Regions from separate parts of the Homo sapiens genome. Here region 1 is linked to region 2. Evidence: chromatin loops called from intact Hi-C (ENCODE). Cell type or tissue: mammary epithelial cell. All regions are shown on one strand. Each heading gives the region's core, and the rest is flanking DNA. Links, peaks and the distances in the headings are about the cores only.

Region 1 (8,339 bases), core at 169-8,168, 1.8 Mb after region 2:
GCCGAGATTGCACAACTGCACTCCAGCCTGGGTGACAGAGCGAGACTCCATCTCAAAAAAACAAAAGCAAAGAAAACTTATTTCTTAAAACAATTTCTAATATTTATTGAGCACTTGCTCGGCGCCAATTGACATAGATCGACGACATTGATCCTCACTCCCTTATCATTCCCGGATGAGGAAAAGGATTCCCAGCTGCATGCCTACTCCATCCCTATGCGGCGTGTCAGTTTCAGCACTTTTGACGTTTGGGGCCAGATAACTCTTTCTTGTGGGGGGCCGCTCTGTGCATGGCAGCAGATTTAGCAGCGTTTTGGTCTCTAGCTCCTAGATGCCAGTAGCAACCCCCCACTCTCCTAAAATGTCTGGATGCAATGCCCAGTGTGCCCTGGAGAGAAGAATTGCTCATAGCTGAGAATCAGTGGTTCAGAGGATAACCCCAAAGCCCTAGAGGTTAATGGGGAAATAGAAAATAAAACCACTCTAATAGCAAACAGTAACAGAGTACTTACTGCATGCCAGGCACTGTTCAGATGATTGATTTAATCCTCACGGCAGCCTGATGAGATGTAGCTACTGTTATTGTCCCTTTGTATCATATTATTAGTGTCTCTCTTTGCTGCTGCCAGGAAGAGGGAGGCAGAGGTGCCAGTAACTGGCCCAGGGTTACACAGCAGGGCAACAGCTGAGCCGGGGCTTGAATCCACAGTGTCTGGCTTCTAATCTGTGCTTGAATCCAGGCCTCTTTACTTCTGGAGTCTTTCCCACTATATTACATTAACAGTAATGCAGGCAGGTCCTGGCACCAGAGCTGCCTAGCTTACTTGGATTCACCAGCCGAGTGGTATGTGAGTTTCAACACACTGAAGCCTTGTTCTGAGTTTTCTAATTTGTCAGGTGAGGAAACTGAGGCAAGTGCTGCCCACACAAGTGTCCCAGCACTTTCGAAGCCCCTGGGGAGTCTCAGTTCCTAACTCCAATTTGCCATCCACAAATTTCTTTCCAGCACCAGATCAACTCAGAATGTTTCTTGCTCATCTTGGAAGAGTTGGCTGTCATTGTTGTTAGTGATGCCTTTAGTCCCAGCTGTTTTTAAATGGGCCCAAGAGGCATTAACAGGACAGTCCCAGTACCATGGAGGGGCAAGGACAAAGGGGCAGGATTTGAAGGATCTTTAGGACGCTTGTTGGCCCCTATGAATGCTTGCTTTTTTAAACGTAAGTGGTTTATTGTCCTAACCCTGTGAAATGAGGCAGGGGAGAAGCAGGTCGTAGGTCATTTTAAGGTATTTTTAAAAGCCTTAGGCATAGGTACAGTTCTCTCTCCTCCTGTGAAAGTTTGAAATACAGTAAAGAAGGACATAATTTACCAACGTCTCCCTCACTCCATCTGGTACTGGGTTTGGCTTTACATAGCCTCAAGAACCTTTGAAATGGGAGCTGGAGATTTCCCAAGGGGCCAAGTTGGTCCCTGGCAGGTGCAGTGGCTGCGTGTGAGCTGGCCGTGGTGTCTTTCCACAAACAGATGATACGCATTTGTAAGCCTGGCTCCCGTTCTCCACATCTGGACCATGTGGGGGTTGGTTTAATCGCTATTTATGTTGAGATTTATATCCGTGAATGGGCCAAACCAATTTCAGTGGCAGCTTAGCCGATTTGTCTTAGAGCTTTGTGCTTAATAGAGTAACTGGGGAGACCTTCTTCATTTGTGGCTTTAACGGTTTCACATCCGGTTAAAGCCCTTTGCTGAAAATAAATGGCCAACCTGCTATGCTCCACCCCACCCCATTCGTGATACTGTAGCGGCCTTGCTGAAATCAAACACAATTTCATAATCTCTCCATTCTCTCCCTACACCACACCTACACGTTCTACTTGTTTATTTGTAAACCTGTCTTTTAACAATGCCATACTTTTTCAGCTTCACCAGCCTCCACCAAGACGGGACAAGCAGGGAGTTTATCCGGCAGCCCAAAGCCCTTCTCTCCTCAACTGTCAGCTCCTATCACGACGAAAACGGACAAAACCTCCACCACCGGCAGCATCCTGAATCTTAACCTGGGTCAGTCAGAATTTTTGCCAGTATCTTTCTGTGGCAACTGTGGATATTTTTGCAAATGACGTATCCTCTTGTGTATGTGGTTCTTGAACCTTCAACTCTTTTCTCTATGCAAAAAATGCAAAAGTTTCAGAGGATGAAGGTGAGAAAAGATCTGTGAAAAGAATAAGTAAGGGATTTCTTGGGGCTTATTGACATACAAATTACTTTTTTTTTTTTGAGATGGAGTTTCGCTCTTGTTGCCCAGGCTGGAGTGCAAGGGTGCGGTCTCGGCTCCCTGCAACCTCCGCCTCCTGGGTTGAAGTGATTCTCCTGCCTCAGCCTCCCGAGTAGCTAAGATTACAGGAGTATGCCACCACACCTGGCTAAGTTTTCTATTTTTAGTAGAGACAGAGTTTCACCATGTTGGCCAGGCTGGTCTCAAACCCCGACCTCAGGTGATCCACCCACCTCTGCCTCCAAAAGTAATGGGATGACGGGCATAAACCACCATGCCTGGCCCAAAGTGCTTTTATCCAGGCCAGTGTTTCCACCTCAGTTGTCCTTGACCACATTAACCCAGTTCTATTTGCAAATTATACCCATGGCACAGAAGCAAGTAGGAGGAATCAGTACTTACCTTTCCTATGTGCAGCATACTCTGATATTCCTTAATTCTCTTCTTCTAATTCTTACACTCTGGTCTTTATTCCCTGGATGATGATGATGATGATGATGATGATGATGATGATGATGATGATAACTGTTTTTTTAGAGATGGGGTCTCACTCTGTCACCCAGGCTGGAGTGCAGTGGTGTAATCATAGTTCACTGCAACCTTGAACTCCTGGGCTCAAGCTATTTCCTGCCTCACCCTCCCTGAGTAGCTAGGACTACAGGCCTAGCTAGTTTTTAGCTACATACTCAGCTAATTTTTTGTAGTGATTGGGTCTTGCTGTGTTGCCCAGGCTGGTCTTGAACTCTTGGCCTCAAGCAGTCCTCCCACTTTAGCCTCCCAAAGTGCTGAGATTACAGGCATAAGTCACTGCACCTGGCCCATTATTGATTCCTTATTATTATTATTTTTTTTGAGATGGAGTTTCGCTCTTGTTGCCCAGGCTGCAATGCAATGGCGTGATCTTGGCTCACTGCAAACTTCTGCTTCCCAGGTTCAAGTGATTCTCCTGCCTGAGCCTCCGAGTAGCTGGGATTACAGGCATGCACCACCACGCCTGGCTAATTTTGTATTTTTAGTAGAGATGAGGTTTCTCCATGTTGGTCAGGCTGGTCTCGAACTCCCAACCTAAGGTGATCTGCCTGCCTCAGCCTCCCAAAATGCTGGGATTACAGGCATGAGCCACTGTGCCCGGCTGCTGTTGATTCATTATTGATTGATTCATTGCATCCTCACCATTGATTTTTCTTGAACATCTATTATGTGCTGTGCACTATTCTAGGCATGGAAATAGAGTACAAAGCAAGTCAGCTAAGGACCTGCTCTTGTAGAGGCTGGGTTTTTAGAAAGATAGAGAAAATAATAAAGGCAAATAACAAGGCAGTTCACACCATGAGAGGCAGTTCACACCAAGATAGTTCACACCATGATGGATGTCTGGAAGGTAATGTGATGAGGCAAGAGATGGGCAAGTTGCGAAGCAGATGTCACAGTTCACTTAGGTGGAGGGGTTAAACGGGGCCTCTTTGAGAGGCGATATTTGAGCTGAAGTTTACGTGACAAGAAAAATCAGCCATGCCAGTGTCAGGAGGAAAAAGATTCTAGAAGGAATAAGAGATTTTAAAGGCTCTAGGGTTAGGATTAAGTTGGTGTGCTATAGGAGTAACTGGGTGTGTTGTAGGATTAGCAAGGAGGCCAGGGTGGCTGCATCCCAGTGAGTGAGGGTGAGGCCAGTCCGTGGAGTCGGAGACAGTACGGGGGCCTCGTAGACCCTGGTGTGGATGGAGGGTTCAGCGCAGGAGGGATGTGAATGGACTTCACATCTCAGAAGAAGCCCTCGGTGCTGTGTTTCAAATAGTCCATATCAGTCAACCATTCTCATCTGGGGGCAATTTTGTAACACTTCCCCACCCACTGGCAATGTTTGGAGACATTTTTGGTTGTCACACCTGGGGTTGGGGTGCTCCTGGCACCTAATGGAGGGAGGCCAGGGAGATACCACCCAACATCCTACAAAATGTAGAACAGGGCCCCCAACAGAGAATTTCTAGATTGTGTCAGTAATTGTGCTGACAGATCTGGGTATGGCAGGAGAAGCCAAGGGTCTAGTTTAGATTATGTAAATTTGAGCAGCTGTTACACCCCTAGGTGGAGAGGTCAATAGGGCAGCTGGAGGCAGGAATTAGGGTTCCCTGTGGCCAGGTTCAGGCAGGAGGTGTAATTCTGGGAATCTTGACGTGTACGTGGGATTGGGTTAGAGTGGTAGTTCTTGAAATGACTTTGAGGGGGTGATGGGGACACTGCTGGCATCTAATGATTGGTGGCCAGAGTTGCGCTAAACATCCCCCAGTGCATAGGACAGCCTCACTCAACAAAGACTCCAGCCCCATTGGCTTACTGAGGTTGCGAGTCAGGGGTAGAGCATTGAGCAGGAGTGAGGCCCCTGGGACATTGAGGATGTGGAGTTCTGGTTGAGGAGGAGAAGCAAGGGGTGGAGTAGCCACACCAGGGGAGTGTGTTGCCCTGGAGCCTCCAGTATGGGGGTTTCAGAAAGAGAGGGCGGCCACCTGTGCCCAGTGACGCTTAAGTGTGAATTCCACGCCTTTGGTGGTTGGCGCCCTCCAGGTCCATCTTGTCCTACAGTGCCATTTTCAGATGGAGAAACTGAGGGAGGTCTGGAGAGGAGGCATGGGGTGCCCAGGATCCCAGAGGCAGCAGGGCTGGAGCACAGCCTGGCTCCAATCCTGGCTCACCTGTGAGTACAGCCCTGATGTAATAGGATGGTCAGGGCAGTTGCTTTCGGGGCTCCCATTCAGACCAACCAGTTGGTTCCTCACTTGAGTGAAAAGGGACACACGTGCTTCCTTGGGAACATTCATTGTTCCCAAATCTGTGGTTTGCTTTCTCACACCCTCCTTCCACCTCCACACCCTGAAAAGAAATGCTGTTTGGAGGCGTTCTCACGGTGACATTTCCTCTCTGCCAGTCATGCTTGTCAAGAATAGCTCTTTGCTGAAACTGGGTGGTCATTGGGCTTCCTCGTGACACTGTGGGTCTTTCAGTTTGGCTTGATCTGTTGTGGGAGTGAAAGGTTTCTTCCTGTTGTGTGTCTTGGTGGGTGGGCATGGTGGTGGGTGAGCACCAGGGGAACCGAGGCCCTCTTGTGTCTCCCCTGGCAGCTCTTCCGGTTCAGGACACATTTCTTATCTTCGTCAGCAGGAACAAGAGCATTGGGAATGTGGGCGTTTTGTGGGCTGGGATTGCAATGACCTAACGGGAAGAGGATCAGCTAGGGACCGATGGAAGTGCCGTGGGTGGGGAGGAGATCAGAACAAGCAGGGCAATGTTAAGGAATTCTCCAGTGACTGCCCAGGGACTGAACAAATGCTTTATAGGGCTTGATTCTGTCTGTCAGCCGTGGAACGACTTTCCCCAGACAGGGACAATGAAAGGGAGCACCCTGGATAATGATGAAGTTATTGTAGCTAACAAAACAGGATTTCCTTAAAAAATATATCAGAAAAGGCAGAATTACAGAGATGGGGAACAGATGAGTGATAGCTGGGGGTTGGAGTGCAGGAGGGTTTGCCTACACATTGGGAGGGAACTCTTCGGGAGATGGACCTGCTCTGTGTTTTGGTTGTGGTGGTGGTTACAGGAATCTATGCAGGTGTTACGACTCATAGGACTGTATTCTCCCAAAAGTGAATTTTGCTGTCTGTAAATTAAAACTTTTTAAAAATTACAACAACCTTTAAAGTAGGTAATATCTATGTTTCACAGAAGTGTAAACTGGGGCACAGAGAAGCAAGTTACCTACCCAAGGATCAACCATGGTTTGTGGTAGAGTTTGGCCTTCAGGCCCAGGCCTGTCTGCTGCAAAGCTTGAGCTCTTAGCTGAGATACCTGAATGTCTCCTGTGCCTATTGGATACGTCAGCTTTTTTGGGGGTCAGGGGGTAAGGTGAAGTTTTGAAATTTGTAAAGGATGTGGCTCTTGCCAGCTTAACCCACATTGTCGGACTGAATTGTCAGGAAAAACAGAACTCTAGATTATTACAGGAACTCTCCTAGTTTTTAAAAGCTGACAATCAATTTCATTAAAAACAAAAACTGGCTAGGCTTGGTGGCTTATGTCTGTAATTCCCGCACGTTGGGAGGCTGAGGCAGGAGGATTGCTTGAGCCCAGGAGTTCAAGGTTGCAGTGAGCTATGATTGCATCACTGCACTCCAGCCTGGGTGAGAGAGTGAGACCCTGTGGTACAAAAACAAAAACAAAACCCCAAAACTCTATTTGGGCCAGACAAACACATACAACCAACAATACAAAAATAGTCCATAGGTTGTCAGTTTTTATTTATACTATACTGTAATTATATTATACTGTTACACTATAATTAAGAATATATGGTATATAAGTATATGGCATTTTAGTATATGTATGTGTGTATATGGTATATGTATGTATATTGGGTATATGGTATGAGTATATGTATGTGTGTATATGGTATGACAGTATATGGTATATGGGTATATTTGAGTATATGTATGTGTGTATGGTATATGATGAGTATATGGTATATGGGTATGTTTGTATATTGGGTATATGTGAGTATATGTATGTGTGTGTATGGTATATAAGTATGTATGTGTGTGTTGTATTTGCGTGTGTGTATATGGTGAGCATATAGTATATGGGTATATATTTGTGTGTGTATGGCATATGAGTATATGGTAAATGTGTATATGGTATGTGAGTATATGGTATTTGTGTGTATGTATGTGTGTATATGGTGAGTGTATGTGTATTTGTGTATATGGCATATGAGTATATGTATATGTGGTATATGAGTATATGGTATTTGTGTGTGTGTATGGTATATGACTATATGGTATAAGATGGGAAGGTTTGTACAGAGACCTGGTTCTTGCCCAGGTTGCTAATTCACTGTTTCCCCTCATTTGCTGTCTGGGGCCTTTCCTCTCCTCACTAAAAAACAAGGAGCTGAGCCCAGTGGATTATTACGAGCCCCCTGTATGACTCAGCAGTGATTATAAATAAGTCATAAATAGGAATGAGTTTCTGAGACTAGAAGAGAAGAGGTGGGCCCGGTCCTTTTCTTCTTCCAGACTCCTGTTTGCTTTCTCTGATGATCCCATCTCCTCTTATTTCACAGAGGGTGTTTACTTTGAGCTGAAGAAACTCAGCAGTCAGTAGTCCTGTTAGTGACAGAAATGCGCCTTGATGCTCTGTTGAAAATGCAGGCAGGGCCAGGGAACGTCGTCACACCCCGAGACTTTCTGTTTATTTCTCCACTGTTAATGACAGGAGGCATCCTTTCTTTTTGTGCATAAAGCGGTATCTTGGAAGTCGGGCTTTCTTTGAGAGCATACATGGAGTGCCTGGGCCCAGATTTTTCAGATGTTGTCTTGATTTTCTTTAGAGTGAATGAGGTGGGGAAGATCTCTGTTTGGCTTTGACTGAAAGATAGTGTCTGCCAGGGTCTCTCTCTTTTTTGAGATGGAGTCTTGCTCTGTCGCCCACGCTGGAGTGCAGTGGCGCGATCTCGGCTCACTGTAAGCTCCGCCTCCTGGGTTCACACCATTCTCCTGCCTCAGCCTCCCAAGTAGCTGGGACTACAGGTGCCCGCCACCATGCCTGGCTAATTTTTTGTATTTTTTAGTAGAGACAGGGTTTCACTGTGTTAGCCAGGATGGTCTCAATCTCCTGACCTCGTGATCCACTCGCCTCGGCCTCCCAAAGTGCTGGGATTACAGGCGTGAGCCACTGTGCCCGGCCTCTCTTTTTTTAAAAAATAATATAGAGACAGGGTCTCGCTATGTTTCCCAGGCTGGTCTCAAACTTCTGGCCTCAAGCAGTCCTCCTGCCTCAGCCTCCCAAAGTGCTGGGATTACAGGCATGAGCCACCATGCCTGGCCAGCTAGGGTCTTTTGTCTAAGTGATATTGCTCCCTTGAAGGAACTGACATTTTGTAGTTCCTGGAAGTCCATCCATTGTAGTTTGCGTTCAGCTTTAGAACAAAAATCTGTCTTTTTTTTTTTTGAGACAGAGCTTTGCTCTTGTTGCCCAGGCTGGAGTGCAATGGTACAATCTCGGCTCTCTGCAA
Region 2 (8,339 bases), core at 283-8,282:
CTTCAATAAAGCTATTTTAGGCTGGGCGCGGTTGCTCACGCCTGTAATCCCAGCACTTTGGGAGGCTGAGGGGGGTGGATCACCTGAGGTCAGGAGTTTGAGACCAGCCTGGCCAGCATGGTGAATCCCGTCTCTACTAAAAATACAAAATCAGCCGGGCATGGTGGCATGCACCTGTAATCCCAGTTACTTGGGTGGCTGAGGCAGGAGAATCGCTTGAACCTGGAGGCAGAAGCTGCAGTGAACCAAGATTGTGCCACTGCACTCCAGCCTCAGAAAGAGCGAGACTTTGTCTCCAAAAAAAAAAAAAGCGATTTTAGAAAACTCCACTTATGCTTAGATTCCATTAGGCAGCTTTTAGATATATAGCCACATGTAGATGGGAAAGTGGAGCCCTTTCAGGGAAATCATGCACCAAATTAACCAGAGGCTTCTATGAAAAAGAAGAAAAAAACTAAACACACAATTTTTGTAAAATGTAAAAAAGGTCAGTGGAAAAAGTTCAAGGATATCATAATTCAAATTATGAAAAAAAACTTCACATATAGAAGAAAACAAAAAACACACTCCAAAATGTAGAACAGTGATAACATCTCGGTGATAGATATAAGGAGAGTTTTATTCTCTTCATACTTTTCTAATCTTACAATCACATATCTATTATACATTTACAGTAAGGAATTTAAAAAATTTTATTATTTTTTCAGACAGAGTCTTGCTCTGTGGCCCAGGTTGGACTGCAGGGGCATGATCATAGCTCACCACAGCCTCAACCTCCAGGGCTCAAGCCCCAACCTCCCACCTCAGCCTCTTGAGTAGCTGGGACTACAGGCGCAATCAACCATGCCTGGCTAATTTTTGTATTTTTTGTAGAGATGGGGTTTCACCATATTGCGCAGGCTGGTCTTGAACTCCTGACCTCAAGCAATTTTCCTGCCTCGGCATCCCAAAACACTGGGATTACAGGCATGACCCACCATACCGGGACCCATTTATTTTTAAAATGCCTATGACAATATGCAATCAAGTTCCTGTCCTAGAAGGAGCTTCTGTAATAGTTCAGAAGACAAGACACAACTGAAATGCCAAGTACAGGCCTATATACCCTTTACTAAAGTGATGAAATCCAAAAATAAAAAAACTTAAAAGTTTGTTTTTTAACAAGTTTGTGGCAAACTCACTTGGCAGCAAAACCAGCCTGAACTGCCTGAGGCTATCAACATAGATTTATCTCACTTAGTATGCAAATTTGTTTCACTAAAGAAATATCAATACGTTTGATTACAGGGTGCTACCCCAAGCCCCACTGGGGATGTTGTATAATCCACAGTACATGCATCCAAAAAAAATCCCAAATTCTGAAACATCTGTCCTCTGAAGTGCCAAATGAATCACAAAGACAGCACCTTAAACGTTAGAAAATTAAGAAGGGAGTCACGGGGTTATGTGGCCATCCAAGAGTTTCCCAGAGCCTGAGCCTTGAGCTGAACCTTGAAAAATATGTGTATCTGAATAGGCAAAGTAGGATGAGGGCGCATCTGCCAAAATGAATTGTGAGAGCAAAGTAACAGAGATGGGAAGAGAGAATAGTGGGCTAGGAGATCAAGACCAGATCATATAGGTTCCTCCATACTTGGCTGAAGAGTGCCATGATTTAATGTATGGGGAAGTCATGAAGGTTTTCTTAAGTGGGTAAAAATGTAATGAAAGTGGAGTAGAGGACCTTTGGGCTGGTAATGGTTTGCAGAATGGGGGAAGTGTCACATGTATGAACCAGGCACACGATGCTAGATGTTTTCATAGGCTTCATATCATTTATTCCACACAATGATTTTACACACAAAGAAGGGCACTCAGGTTGACATATATTAACTATATATGGTTAATAAATAAAGATCAGATTTAAATCAGTCCAACTCCGTAGGTCTACCCTCTTTCTATTACCCAAGGCTGCCTCTTAGGTGGAAATGACAGACGGCTGACCAAGAGTGAAAGCACTCACAACACAATAGAAAGGCTGATGTGAAAAGAGGGCAGCCAGAGGACAACTGAGCGGTGGGGAGCCAGAAAATAAGAAAATATTATCTAATGCTGTGCTTATGCAGGGCACTCCCCAACAGCCAGAAACCCCAACCTTCTAAAGAGAATTATCTGTATTCTACATGCTGCAGTCCTTCCCCTTAATTAGAAAATGTGTTTATCACAGGAAGCTAATGTTCTGACTGAGTAGATCCCACCACCTACCTAATCACTCCCTCTAATCCAGGTGTTCCACTCTATAGGTGTGAAAATCAAGTCCCATTAAACCACACATACAATCTATTGAGAGGCTATACCCTTTATGGTTTTTTATATCACAAGTTTGGAAAATGCTACACATTATATCCTGCCCCACTTTGGAGATTCACAATACAAAGCACTTTAAACTCACAAAGTTACTGGTTCACATCAATTAATCCAGAGTCTCCACTGGTGGGAGGCTGAGGCAGACGATCGCTTGAGCCCAGGAGTTCAAGACCTGCCTGGGCAACATGGCAAAACCCCATCTCTACTAAAAATACAAAAAATTAGCCGGGCGTGGTGGTGTGGCCCTGTAGTCCTAGCTACTTGGGAGGCTAAGGTGGGAGGATTGCCCAGTCTCTCCCATTATTTGGCTATAGAACTCCTTTTCAATAGAACACACTTTGGAAAGCAATGATTTAATCCATTTATTTTCCTATTCCTTTTTTCTGTATTGAAATGGTGGATCAGTTATGAAATCATGAAAGTTTGGGCCAGGTGTGGTGGCTCACACCTATAATCCCAGCACTCTGGGAGGCTGAGAGGGGCAGATCACCTGAGGTCAAGAGTTTGAGACCAGCCTGGCCAACATGGTGAAACCCCGTCTCTACTAAAAATTAGCCATGCCTGGTAGCACATGCCTGTAATCCCAGCTACTTGGGAGGCTGAGGCAGGAGAATTGCTTGAACCTGGGAGGCAAAGGTTGCAATGAGGCGAGATTGCGCCATTGCACTCCAGCCTGGGCAACAAGAGAGAAACGCAGTCTCAAAAAAAAAAAAAAAAAAAAAAAAAAAAGTTAGTTTGCTGTGGTCAAGTTAAATCATTAACATCAGTGTATCTGAGTTAAAGGAAATTGGCCTTTCTTTGCCATATGCAAATTTATTCTACCTTTGGGGATTCATGCAAGGCAGATTGTTAGAAACTTGGGTGGGGAGGGTGCAGGGGCAGATTTACAGATCTATTTTGTCTTTAAAAAAAAAAAAAAAAAAAAAAAAGAGAGACAGGGGGTCTCACTGTATTGTCCAGATTGGATTCTAACTCCTGAGCTCAAACAATCCTCCTGCCTCAGCCTCTGGAATAGCTGGGACTACAGGCATATGCCACCACACAGGGCTTATTTTCTTGATTTTTAAAAATACACTTCTTAATAAATCTGCATTTCACTTTCTTCATTATGTTTCTCTAGCATTTGTATATTTCTCAACTAAAACTCCTTAGATTCCTCATAATTACTTGTCTTAAACACCCAAACTCCTGGCCAGGTGCAGTGGCTGCCGCCTGTTAGCCCAGCATTTTGGGAGGCCAAGGCAGGTGGATTGCTTCAGCCGGCTTCAGACCAGCCTGGGCTAACACAGCAAGACCCTGTCTCTACTAAATATACAAAAAATTAGCCAGGTGTGGTGGCACACACCTGTAGATCCAGCAAATTGAGACTGCTGTGAGTTGTGATCAGGCCACTGCACTACAGACTGGGCAATGGGAGTGAGACCCTATCTCCAAAACAACCACCACCACCACCACCACCACCAAATCCCTTACCACAGCAGGGTCTAAGCAATCTGGTATCTACTGACCTCATCTCCTACCTCCTCCTGGCTCTTGCTACATTCCAGGCACAAAAGCCTTCTGTTCTACAAACTGGCCACAAGAGTTCTCCCTGACCATAATAATGCTCATCCTCTAATTTGATAATGGACACCATTCAGCACTCAGCCCACTGTCAACTCTTCAAAAAGGCCTTCTACGATTACCATCTACATCATCCTTGTTTTACTGTGTTAGCAATTACCCTCATTTGAAATAAACTTCTTTGTCGTCTCATACACACACTAGACTGCAAGCTCCTGAGGGCAGGGACTTTCGTCTGTATGCTCAGGACCTTCAGCATTACCTGGCACACAGTACATATTTAGTAAGCATTTGTTGTATGAACTAAAGGATAAGTCACAACATGTCAGTCACCCAGCAAAACATGAGTTTCCAGTCAAGACTGGAGACTATCCCTTCAGATCAATCATTAGCAGCCCCAACATAATGTGGGAACTCAGTTGCATGAATGTCAGATGAACAAATGACCAACTTAACTGCCACAATTAAATTTGTTTATTCAAAAGTACTTCAAGAAAGTGAATTTTTAGATTTGTTCTGGCCTGGCAGAATGGCTCATGCCTGTAATCCCAGCGCTTTGGAAGGCCGAGGCGGAAGGATCACTTGAGGCTAGGATTTCAAGACCAGCGTGGGCAACATAGTGAGACCCTGTCTCTACAATAAATAAAAATTAGCCAGGCATGGTGGCGAGCACTTGTAGTCTCAGCTGCTCTGGAGGCTGAGGCAGAAGGACTGGTTAAGCTCAGAATTTTAAGGCTGCAGTGAGCTATGATCATGCCATTGCATTCCAATCTGGGCAACAGAGTAAGACTCTGTCTCTGAAAAAAGATAAAATTTATCCTGTATTACCTGTTCAAACATGCCAGTGATTTTACTTTTGTTTCAGGGTTCTGTACTTACCATTCCTTCTGCCTGCAGAGCTCTGCACACGGAAAGCTACAAGGTTTGCACTGCCCACTTCATTCTCATTCAGGACTCTTGTTTTTTTTGGAGACAGGGGTCTTTGCTCTGTCACCCAGGCTGGAGTGCAGTGGCGTGATCTCAGCTCACCGCAGTCCCCGCCTCCCAGGTTCAAGCAATTCTCCTGCCTCAACCTCCCAAGTAGCTGGGACTACAGGTGCGTGCCACCACGCCCGGCTGAGTTTTATATACAGTAAAGATGCGGTTTCACCGTGTTGGCCAGGCTAATCTCAAACTCTTGACCTCAGGTGATCTGCCGCCTCAGCCTCCCAAAGTGCTGGGATTACAGGCATGAGCCACCGTGCCCGGCCTGGAAGGACTCTTTTCAAATGTCATCTTTTTTTCAGAGATGCCTTGCTGCACCATCCTATCTAAAAGAGCATTCACCTCAGTTACTCTCCATGCCCTTACTCTACTATTTTCCAAGTACATTTTATCAGGCATATTAATTTCTTTTGTCATTTACTGTGCTTCTCTCTTCACTAGATTGTAAACTCCACTGATAGTAGGGACTTTGTGCTTTGTTCACTGCTCTCTCCCTAGAGCCTTACAATAGTGATGAGCACCCGTTATATATTTGTTGTACTATTTTAAAAAGCTAGATACCTTTGATGTTTCCATCAAAAATATTATTCTTCATCTTTATTTTGGTTGGTTGACTGTGTCAAACAGAAAGAGGTGGACACAACCTTCTAGATTCTAAAACCACAACAGGCTGAGCAAGGTGGCTCACTTCTGTAATCCCAGCACTTTGGGAGGTGGAGATGGGACGATCACTTGACCCCAAGGACCGTTCAAGACCAGACTTGGCAACAATAGTGAGATCCTGTCTCTACAAAAAATTTTAAAAATTAGCTGGGCTCAGGCCGGGCGCGGTGGCTTACGTCTGTAATCCCAGCACTTTGGGAGGCCGAAGCAGGCGGATCATCTGAGGTCAGGAGTTCGAGACCAGCCTGACCAATGTGATGAAACCCCGTCTCTACTAAAAATACAAAAAAAAAAAAATTAGCCGGGCGTGGTGGCATGCGCCTGTAATCCCAGCTACTCAGGAGGCTGAGACAGGAGAATTGCTTGAACCCGGGAGGCAGAGGTTTCAATGAGCCAAGACTGCACCATTGCACTCTAGCTCTAGCCTGGGCAACAAAAGTGAAACTCCCATCTCAAAAAAAAAAAAAAAAAAAAAAAAAAATTAGCTGGGCTTGGTGATACCCTCCTGTGGTCCTAGCTACTAGGGAAGTTGAGGCAGGAGGATTGCTTGAGCCCGGGAGGTCTAGGCTGCAATAAGCTGAGGTCTTGCCACTGCAGTCCAGTATGGGTGACTGAGTGAAACCCTGTCTCCAAAAATAAAATAAAATAAAATAAAATAAAATAAAAATAAATAAATAAAACCACATAATAGAATGAAACCTAAAATGATTAAGTTGAGATGCTAGGGTAGGACTATTTTTAAGTTTAAAAAAAAGTGAGGGGTTATATAAATATGCATGTTATAATCCCTCAAAGTTAAAATACTACATAGATCCCAGAATCTTAATACTCTTTTTTGAGACAGGGTCTGGGTCTGTTACCTAGGCTGGAGAAATGCAGTGGTGTAATTCTGGCCCACTGAAACCTCTGCCTCCTGGGCTCAAGCCATCCTCCTACTTCAACCTCCCAAGTAGCTGGGACTACAGGCACACACCACCACACCTGGCTAATTTTTGTGTTGTTTCTGTAGACATGGTTCCAGTGTTGCCCAGGCTGGTCTGGAACTCCTGAGCTCAAGTGATCCGCCCACCTTGGCCTTCCAAAGTTTATTCTTTGGGAATATTCTTTAAGGAACTATTTGTCAACAAATCCTTTTTATATCGCCTTGCAGATATAGTCTATAAAACCGAATTCTAAGCTTATCCTTAATTTGAGAAAATAAGAGAAATCAGGGACTTTTAGAGAACATTTTACAGGTATTCATAATTATCAACAAGATCAAGCTCTAATTATCTTATGCAACCACAAGTAAAGGTACTTTGACACTCTGAAATATTAGCAATATATAAATGCAAAAAGTGTTACTGATCTAAAAATGACTCAAACTAGAAACAAAACATTCATTTTGGCCAAGTAGGGTGGCTCATGCCTGTAATCCCAGCTCTTTGGGGGGCCAAGGTAAGCAGATTGGTTGAGTCCAGGAGTTTGAGACCAACCTGGGCAACATGGTGCCATCTCTACAAAAAAAAAATAAAAATTAGTTGAGTGTGGTGGTGCACGCCTGTAGTCCTAGCTACTCGGGAGGCTGAGGTAGGAGGATAGACTGAGCCCAGGTCAGCCCAGGCAACACAGTGAGATGGTGTCTCCAAAAAAAAAAGGGAGGGAGAAGATAAGAATTCATTTTTATCACCTTTAAATGAGGGGGTGATACTTTTCTTTCTCCACGTAACTATCTTTGGAAATCTCTACCAATACACAATTAAGAAACTTAAAAAAGCATCACAATAAATCAGTTATGGCAGACATCTAAATTTCCAAGTTCTTCTTGTTGAATGAATGGCCAGACCTAAGTCTAGCATCTTCCCACAGGCCCTCAATTACAGGTGGAGATTTCTGGAATAAAAGCTTTGTTTTCCAAAGCCATCTCACAGACATCTGTGACATAAGCTGATCCAAGATGTCTGCCTTTTTCTTAGATATGTCCTCAACACATTAGAGAACCATTCCCGAGGCCTTACATTTGGGAAGAGGGAAAGAGATCCAATGAATGAAAACTATCTGGCACCCACACATGAAGAACATATCCCAACACCTCAACCTACCCTCTGCTTTCTAACCATAGGAATATACCACTTAGAATCAAATCCAAACTCCTTACATTGCCTACAAAGCCTTCTATGATCCGGGTCCTGGATATTTCTCCCTTCTTCATGTAACACTCTAGGAACCTAAGATATTCCTTAAATATTTCAATATTCCAAGCCGGTTCCTGTCCTTGAGCCTTGAGCCTTCTATTCCCTCTACCTGGAATGTTCTGCCCCTCACCTTTTAATGGCTGGTCTCTACCCAAATGTCACCTCCTCAGAAAAGCCTTCTTCACCTGTCACATAATTCTGTCACTATCTGAAATTATCTAATGTTTTTTCTTTCGCCCACGAGAATACATGGTCCTCAAGGGAAGGGACCTTGTCCATTTTTGTTTTTTCACTATATTCCCAGAGATTAAGTGGATGCTCAATAAAGTTATTAAATGAATAAAGAAACAAATTAATTCCAAAACTAGAGCACTGCTCTTGCATCCATCCAATCCTGTCCCAGACCCCAACCAGCAGAAGTAATCAGAAGGGGAGAGAGACTTCCCTTGCACTGATGGTAAGAAGTGAAAGATAAAGGGTTGTAGGAGCGGAGAGACGAGGTCCATTAGGATCCTCTGAAAGCATGTCAAAAAAAAAAAAAAAAAAGAGAGAGACACACACAGAGAAAGGCCAAAGATATGACTATGTGGGCCCAAGGTGAGAAAAAGA

The links. Hi-C counts contacts between places; a loop is a spot of excess contacts. Peaks named below come from ENCODE experiments on the same cell type or tissue, not always from the same donor. Only the 100,000 strongest peaks of a DNase experiment are listed, where the experiment ranks them.
Region 1: it touches region 2 in a loop (28-fold over the local background); 2 of 110 quality-filtered maps call a loop at or near these places.

What each region holds. Positions count from the first base shown.
Region 1 is chr20:47,256,010-47,264,348 of GRCh38, reverse strand. It overlaps ZMYND8 (zinc finger MYND-type containing 8), which reads left to right. Exons shown (of 23, transcript NM_001281775.3): 12 at 1,921-2,061. Among named protein-coding and RNA genes, the nearest start is that of MIR3616, 93 kb to the right of the region's middle. RefSeq lists enhancers at 4,625-4,764, 5,145-5,254. In mammary epithelial cell, for the core only: no CTCF peak of the experiment used is centred there; DNase peaks (open chromatin) are centred at 5,138 and 5,428; H3K27ac peaks cover 1,788 bases.
Region 2 is chr20:49,048,084-49,056,422 of GRCh38, reverse strand. The region is part of intron 1 of CSE1L (chromosome segregation 1 like); the gene reads right to left. Among named protein-coding and RNA genes, the nearest start is that of CSE1L, 5.9 kb to the right of the region's middle. In mammary epithelial cell, for the core only: a CTCF peak has its summit at 3,910; no DNase peak of the experiment used is centred there; H3K27ac peaks cover 211 bases.